2 separate regions of the Homo sapiens genome follow, and region 2 is linked to region 1. A link is an interaction called in ENCODE POLR2A ChIA-PET data of the cell type or tissue named here. Cell type or tissue: PC-3. All regions are shown on one strand. Each heading gives the region's core, and the rest is flanking DNA. Links, peaks and the distances in the headings are about the cores only.

What was found. Peaks named below come from ENCODE experiments on the same cell type or tissue, not always from the same donor. Only the 100,000 strongest peaks of a DNase experiment are listed, where the experiment ranks them.
Region 2: POLR2A ChIA-PET joins it to region 1 with 12 read pairs; 4 of 35 experiments call an interaction of 5 or more read pairs at or near these places.

The regions. Positions count from the first base shown.
Region 1 is chr5:62,246,555-62,250,954 of GRCh38, reverse strand. No RefSeq gene overlaps it. Among named protein-coding and RNA genes, the nearest start is that of KIF2A, 57 kb to the left of the region's middle. In PC-3, for the core only: no CTCF peak of the experiment used is centred there; a DNase peak (open chromatin) is centred at 2,514.
Region 2 is chr5:62,416,231-62,420,630 of GRCh38, reverse strand. All of the region lies in intron 1 of IPO11 (importin 11), which reads right to left. Among named protein-coding and RNA genes, the nearest start is that of IPO11, 5.7 kb to the right of the region's middle. In PC-3, for the core only: no CTCF peak of the experiment used is centred there; no DNase peak of the experiment used is centred there.

The DNA of each region.
Region 1 (4,400 bases), core at 222-4,221:
TAAATTCAACTTCCTTTTGATTGTGTACAATAAATTTTTTGCATACATCTTTAAAATTTTTTCCCTTAATTTAGAAGCAGGCTTTGAGGATAGGAAACATATTATAGCTGACCTTTTTTGACTGATCATTGCCCTTTTCCTCAGAGTTCCTACTGACTACACTCTGTGCTAGGTGTCTGCTGTCTCTGCCCTTGTCAAGCCTCTAATAGTCAAACATCTGAAATTCCTCTTTTCCAGTGAAGATGCTGCAGAGTACTTGGAAGAGAAAACGAGATGTTTCTGGCTTGTCTGGACAAGGTTAGACCCCCGATAGCAGCAGAAAAGGGATACAGGATGTCAGTGATAAATGGGTGGTCTCTGTTCAAACAACAGAATGCATGCGTTCTCCCAAAGTGCTTGGAAAATCCCCAGTAGCTGTGTACTCCAAGCCATCCTCGTTGGATGTAGATACATTTCACCAGTCTCAATATCCTTTTCCTTTCATAAATATCTTCTATTCTAAAAGAAAGTGAATAGAAAGTACAAGCAAATCTCACACATAACCTAAGCATAACATAAAGGAGAAATTTTAAAAATTTAATTTATAGTAAACATACATTATAGCCAGATGCTTGTACTTATACCTAGAATCGTTGTGAATGTGACACCTACAAATGCAGACTGATACTGCAGTGATACATTGATGACTCAAATACCACAGGGGGCATCACCACTGGTATTGTAATTTTCCAAAATGATGAACTACAATGGGTTAAGTTATGCGTGAAGCAACATCCAGTTTTCCTTGCCTTTATAAGGTGCATTCCTGAAAAATTCAGTGAGGCAACGTCCAATTTTCTTTGCATTTATAAATTGTATTCCTAGAAAATTCAGTGCATTTAAAACTACTCAAAAGTATTTTGTGTTTTATGTGTAAATTAAAGTTAGGTTTTAGGCTCACATCATTGTAAATAGGTTTTTCATCTACTTGAAAGACATTCAAAGCTCATGTCTGACATGAGACAGCTTTTTGTTTGCATGACTGACCCACATATTATTGGGCATCTCTAATCCCAGGACCCCAGCCAGTTGTACCCCATTCATTGTTAGAGCCAAAATACAAACTAGGCCGGGCGTGGTGATTTATGCCTGTAATCCCAGCACTTTGGGAAGCTGAGGCGGGCGGACCTGAGGTCGGGAATTTGAGACCAGCCTGGCCAACATAGTGAAACCCTGTCTCTACTAAAAATACAAAAATCAGCTGGGCGTGGTGGCATGTGCCTGTAATCCTAGCTACTTGGGAGGCTGAGGCATGAGAACTGCTTGAACTTGGGAGGCAGAGGGTGCAGTGAGCCGAGATAACGCCACTGCACTCGAGCCTGGGTGACAGAGTGAGACTCTGTCTCAAAAAAGAAAAAAAAAGTAGAACCCCAAAATACTGACAAACTTACAAATTGTCCCTTTAGGTGGGTATAATTCCCCTGCCTTCACCTCAATCACTGGTTAAGCAGCTCCTGACTATTTTTCTTTTTTGGACCTGGGAGGATTTGCCTCTGAGGTACAGAGAATTAGGTCAACTTGAGTCTGATTTAAAAAAATTATTTACGTTAAAAATTGTGCATGTATACACAATTATATATAACACAATATATATTATGTTAAAAATATACATATAATAAAAGTTACCATTTAAACCATTTTAAATGTATAGTTCAGTGACATTAAACATTCACATTATTGTACGACCAATACCACTATCCATCTCCAGAACAGTTTTATCTTCTCCTCCTGGTTTTTTAAAGAAATTACGGACAGTAGTCTGTTTTGTCTCTCGTTTTCTTTTTTCTTTTTTTTTTTTGAGACGGAGTCTCGGTCTGTCTCCAGGCTAGAGTGCAGTGGTATGATCTCAGCTCACTGCAACCTCCACCTCCTGGGTTCAAGAGATTCTTGTGCCTCAGCCTCCAGAGTAGCTGAGATTAGAGGCGCCTGCCGCCACACCCAGCTAATTTTTGTATTTTTAGTAGAGACGGGGTTTCACCATGTTGGCCAGGATGGCCTCAGTCTCCTGACCTTATGATCCACCCGCCTCGGCCTCCCAAAGTGTTGGGTTTCTAGGCGTGAGCCACTGCACCTGGCCTGTCTCTTGTTTTCTTAGGTCTTCTCACTGGCATTCATTCTGAGAATTGGTCTGTTTCTTTTTTCTTTTTTTTTTTTTTTTTTTTTGAGATGGAGTCTAGCTCTCTCGCCCAGGCTGGAGTTCAGTGGCACGATCTTGGCTCACAGCAACCTCTGTCTCCCTAGTTCAAGTGATTCTCCTGCCTCAGCCTCCCAAGTAGCTGGGATTACAGGCACCCGCCACCACGCCCAGCTAATTTTTGTATTTTTAGTAGAGACAGGGTTTCATTGTGTTGCCAGGCTGGTCTTGAACTCCTGAGCTTGTGATCCACCCACCTCAGCCTCCCAAAGTGCTGGGATTACAAGCATGAGCTACCGCTCCCCGCCTGGTCTGTTTCTTGATTCTGATTAGGCCAGGTTTGTGACTCAACTTTTTGTCTCTGGTGAGGCTGTCATGCTCTGAGCTCTGCCTGTGCTGCCGACCACGCCTCTGCCCCCAGCCATATGGTAACCACACATGGCACCACCTCTCCGGCAGGTCTGGGCCTCCACAGCTCTGTGGCTGTGTCCAGGACTGAGTCGCCCTATGACTCCTCTTCACTCTCCCTTCTGGAAAATTCATCTTTTCCTTGGCAGGTTATATCATAATTTCATATTCATTTGATCACTTTAGACATCCTATATTCAACCGTACAGTCCTGGTTTGTCTACACTTGTCTATCTGAAATCCTATGTTATTAGGCTGTGTGTCTGTTAGAAGAGGCAACTTGGCAGTGTGGAAAGAGCATTAGAACTGGAATCAGAGGACAGTGAGTAAAAAGTGAGGGGGCTGATCACTAGATAATCTGCAGCTTCAAAGAAAAAGTTAATACATTAATTTCTATAAAATATCATATCTACCTACCTCATAGAACCTTCATAAGCATTGAATGCAAGTGAAAAATCGTAAAAGCATAAGGCATTATTATATAGCCTTTACTGTAATAAAAGATGCATAATACATGCTTTTTAAATGACAAAAGATATAATGACATACACTACTAATTGGTATTTTAAAGAACATAAGGCTGGATAATAGAATCTGCAAACCCAGTTATAGGCTGTTTTATTTAGTAGGGATGTAGTCTTCAATAAATGTTAAATGAACATATGTGCTCCAGAAAAGTTATTCAAAACCTTCATTTGGGGGTATTTAAAAGACAGTAACTCTCAGATATTTAGTGCTTGGAAGTCCACATAGATGTTCTGGAGCGTCAGCAGATGTGTGAGGTTGATTTCTGCCTGTTGTCATGAGAACACAGCTTGTCTTTATTGGCCTTTAGGAACATGACCCTAAAAGTCAGCCTGACAGTGATATTTTTCTATGAAAAGAGAGGCTACTACCCAAAGGAGCTGTGACAGGAGACGTGAGGAGTCAGATATGATCAGATGTTCTGTTTCCATTTAGAGTCCTGAAAATCTTTGAGGCTGGTAGCCGCAAGTCATAGTTCCAGCCAGTGCTGTGCTGAGCCATGTTGCAAAAGGAAGGATGTGTACTACATACTATATAACTGGATATGTGATTTTACGTATTTTTAAAACCAGTTATTGGCGGCCAGGCACGGTGGCTCATATCTGTAATCCCAGCACTTTGGGAGGCCGAGGCAGGTGGATCACCTGAGGTCAGGAGATCGTGACCAGCCTGGCTAACATGATGAAAACCCATCTCTACTAAAAATACAAAAAAATTAGCTGGGTGTGGTGGCGGGCACCTGTAATCCCAGCTACCCGGGAGGCTGAGGCTGGAGAATCGCTTGAACCCAGGAGGTGGATGTTGCAGTGAGCCGAGATGGCGCCATCGCACTCCAGCCTGGGCAATAAGACTGAAACTCTGTCTCGGAAAAAAAAAGGTTATTGACTTAGATAAAAATATCACCTATGAGTTTGCTTCCATTAAAACCAGCAAAATAAATTTATAATAAATTCTGATTTTGGTATAAATCAAATACTTAATGTGAGTTTTAATATAGCTACTTTTCAATTTTTTCAATATTTTAAAACTAGTGTTCTGAAAAAAATTCATATCTGCTTAAGGTATTATTTTTATTTTATTTTATTTTTTTGAGACGGAGTCTTTTTTTTTTTTTTTTTTTTTTGAGACGGAGTCTCGCTCTGTCGCCCAGGCTGGAGTGCAGTGGCGGGATCTCGGCTCACTGCAAGCTCCGCCTCCCGGGTTCACGCCATTTTCCTGCCTCAGCCTCCCGAGTAGCTGGGACTACAGGCGCCCGCCACTACGCCCGGCTAATTTTTTTTGTATTTTTAGTAGA
Region 2 (4,400 bases), core at 112-4,111, 170 kb before region 1:
TCCAGCCTGGGTGACAGAGTGAGACCCTGTCTCAAAAAAAAAAAAAAAAAGTTTCAGTCAGATATGGACCACATATATACGACAGTGATCCCGTAAGATTTTAATGGAGCTTTAAAATTCCTATCACATAGTGACATCATAGCCATCCTAAGTCGTAGTAAATCACATTACTCACACGTTAGTGGTGATGCTGGTGTAAACTAACCTACTGCACTGCCATTTGTATAAAAGCAGAGCACATACAATTAGGTACAGTACATAACACTTGAAAGTGATAATAAGCAACTATGTTACTGGTTTATGCATTTACTACATTATACTTTTTTTTTTTTTTTTTTTGAGACGGAGCTTCACTCTTGTTGCCCAGGCTGGAGTGCAGTGGTACGATCTTGGCTCACTGAAACCTCCATCGCCCGGGTTCAAGCAATTCTCCTGCCTCAGCCTCCCAAGTAGCTGGGATTACAGGTGTGTGCCACCACGCCTGGCTAATTTTTGTATTTTTTTAGTAGAAACAGGGTATCACCATGTTGGCCAGGCTGGTCTCAATCTCCTGACCCCGTGATCCACCCGCCTTGGCCTCCCGAAGTGCTAAGATTACAGGCGTGAGCCACCACGCCCAGCCTACTTTTTTTAAGAGTTACGATCTCTGTCACCTGAGGTAGAGAGCAATGCCGGCATCATAATTCACTACAACGTTGAACTCTTGGGCTCAAGCAGTCATTCCACCTCAGCCTCCTGAATAGTTGAGACTTGGGACTACAGGGATGAGCCATCATGCCATGCTAATTTTTTTACTTTTTGTAGAGATGGGGTCTGGCTATGTTGCCCTGGCTGATTTCAAACCCCAGACCTCAAGCAATCCTCCCACCTCAGCTTCCCTAAACCCTGGGATTACAGAAGTGAGCCACCAAGCCCCACTACTATACTTCTTATCATAATTTTACAATGTACTACTCCTATTAAAAAAAAAAGTTAACTGTAAAACAGCCTCAGACAGGTCCTTCAGGAGATAATTCAGAAGAAGTCATTGCTATCATAGAAGATGACAGCTCCATGAATGTTATTGCCCCCGAAGACCTTCCAGTGAGACAAGATGTGGAGGTGGAAGACAGAGATATTGATGATCCTGACCTTGTGTGTACCTGAGTTAATGTGTGTGTTTGCGTCTGTTTTAAACAACGTAGAACTACACAATGTATTTGTGTTTTAAGCTAAGTGTTACTGCAACAGAGACAAAAAGTTTATAAACTAAAAGTTACAATAAGCTAAGATTATTGAAGAAAAAAATTTCTTAATAAATTTATTTTAGCCTAAGTGTACAATAATGCCCTAGGCCTTCACTTTCACTCACCACTCACTCACTGATTCATCCAAACCAATTTCCAGTCCTCCAAGCTCCATTCGAGGTAAGTGCCCTGTACAGATGTACCATTTTTTACTTCTACACTGTATTTTTACAGTACCTTTCTAAGTTTAGACATGTTTAAACACACAAATACTTACCATTTTGTGACAACTGCTTACAGTATTCAGTGCAGTAACATGCTGTACAGGCTTATAGCCTAGATACAATAAGCTATATACCACATAGCCCAAGTGTATAATAGGCTGTACCATCTAGGTTTGTTCATATGATGTTCATAGAACAACAAAATTGCCTAACGACCCATTTCTCAGGATGTATCCCAGCCTTAAGCAACTCGTGACTGTATCTTCTATGACCCAGCAGTTTCACACCTGGTGCTATAATCACAGAAACCCCTGCACAGGCATATAAGAATAAGGAGACAAAGGACTAGGTTGTCTGCATGACCTAGTTATCTATATTAACAGAGACTTGGAGACAATACGTGAACATCTTTAGTGAAATATGTATAAAATGTATCTTATCCCTTGTACAATTTGTTCCCTCTGGCTGGAAAGCTCTGGTCTCTAGATAAAAGCATGTCTTGCTCTTTGACAGCATTCCATTCTGCTCAAGTTGTCCTCTATTTAAAGAGGTCTCCACTAACTGCCAATCTAAAAGGGCTCACTCCTCAACCAAGAATCTCTATGTTCCCGATATCCTTAATTTTTCTGCATAATGCTATTAACTATATGAATGCTGTTCATAGCACTATACTGTTAATAGCTTACTGTACTGGAAACACTTACATTTTAAACTATATGATATGTGTTGGCTGGGTGCAGTGGCTCATGCCTGTAATCCCAATACTTTAGAAGGCCGAGGCAGGTGGATCACCTGAGGTCAGGAGTTTGAGATCAGCCTGACCAACATACTCTACTAAAAATACAAAATTAGCCAGGCATGGTGGCGCACGTCTGTAATCCCAGCTACTCAGGAGGCTGAGGCAGAAGAATCACTTGAACCCAGAAGGCGGAGGTCGCAGTGAGCCGAGATGGTGCCACTGCACTCCAGCTTGGTCAATAAGAGTGAAACTCTCTCTCAAAGAAAAAAAAAAAAAAACTAGGCAGGCGTGGGCATGGTAGTGCATGCCTGTAATCCCAGCTACTCGGAAAGCTGCAGCAGGAGAATCACTCGAACTTGGGAGGCAGAGGTTGCGGTGAGACGAGATTGCACCATTGCACTTTAGCCTGGGCTACGAGTGAAATTCTGTCTCAGAAATAAATAAATAAATAATGGCTAGTTGGAGAGTTGGAAATAAAATAATTAGATAGTTGGAGAGTTGGAGGAGGGGTTACACATAAGTTAATAAGGGGAAAGAATTAAGATTTTGGGCTTTTCCAACTGATTGGTGCCTGCATGGCTCATAGGAGGAAAACAATGTCAGGAAGGTTGAAATACACAACGTTTTTGACATGAATGTCAAGTATTTTAAGACAACTACATATGTCAGCGTTGAAGAGAGACCTGTGCTAAAAAGCCAGATTTGGGAGTCATCAAAATAGAGGCAATAGTTGAAGTCACAAATGAGACCATTCATGAAGAGTGTGCATTGAAGTCCTTATTTCCTAAACTACGTAGTTTGGATTTTTATCTGAAGGTTTTCAGAAGAGAGCAGGGTAGTGCCTCAGAGTCAAACATCTAAAGTGGTCAGAGAAAAGAGAAAAATAACCAACAAAAGACTGGCTAAAACCTAAGAAGGAAATAAGGAAAATATGGTGTCCCAGAAGTATAAGAAGAAAATTTCAAGAACGAACAAGTAGTTAAAATGGCAAATGATTAAACAGATTCCATTAGATTTAGCAACAAAGATATCAATGGTGATCACCACTACATCAAATTCAGTGACTGCTATGGACTGTCAGCCTTCAAAATACCAAAAAAAAAAAAAAAAAAAAAAAAAATTAACCAATAAGGAGGTGAAGAAAATGAATATAGAGAATTCTTTCAAGAAACTTAAAGGAAATAAGCTGGGCATGGTGGCACACACAAGTAGTACCAGCTACTCATGAGATTGAAGTGGCAGGATCACTTGAGCCCTGAAGTTTGAGGCCAGCCTAGGTAACAAGAGACCTTGTCTCTTAAAAAAAGGAGAAAAAAAAAAACTAAGAAAAATAATTATAGATAAAGCTGAAGAGGAATCTAAGAATCTAAGGTAAGGAGCGTATATTTCAGATAAGACTTGATTTGAGGCCAGGCACGGTGGCTCACCCATATAATTCCAATACACTTCAGGAGGCCAAGGCCAGTGGATCGCTTGAACCCAGGAGTTTGAGACAAGCCTGGGCAATGTGGCAAAACCCCATCTCTACAAAAAAAAATTCAAAAATTAGCCAAGCATGGTGGCCTGCGCCTCACCTGTGGTCCCAGCCACCAGAGAGGCTGAGGTGGAGGGATCGCTTGAGCCTGGGAGGCAGAAGTTGCAGTGAGCCAAGATAGCACCACTGCACTCAAGCCTGAGAAACAGAGTGAGTACTCTGTCTCAAAAAAAAAAAATAAAAAAAAAAAAAGATAATAAGAGACTTGGGTATGCTTAAATCCTTGTTAAGTTAGTACTAGTTGAAAAAGGAGTAACTGAATGTTATGGATTGAACTGTGTTCCTTAAAAATTCATGTTGAAGCCCTAACCCCCGAACCCTCAGTATTTGGAGATAAAGTTTTTAAGGTGATTAAGATAAGATGAGGTTGTTAGGGTAAGGCCCTAAACCAATATAACTGATGCCATTATAAGAAAAAGAAACAGCAGGCCAGTGCAGTGGCTCACGCCTGTAATCCCAGCACTTTGGGAGGCTGAGGCGGGCAGATCACCTGAGGTCAGGAGTTTGAGACCAGCCTGGACAACATGGTGAAACCCGTCTCTACTAAAAATATAAAAATTAGCCGGGCGTGGTGGTGAGCGCCTGTAATCCCAACTACTCAGGAGGCTGAGGCAGGAGAATCGCTTGAACCGGGAAGGCGGAGGTTGCAGTGACCTGAGAGCGGGCCACTGCACTCC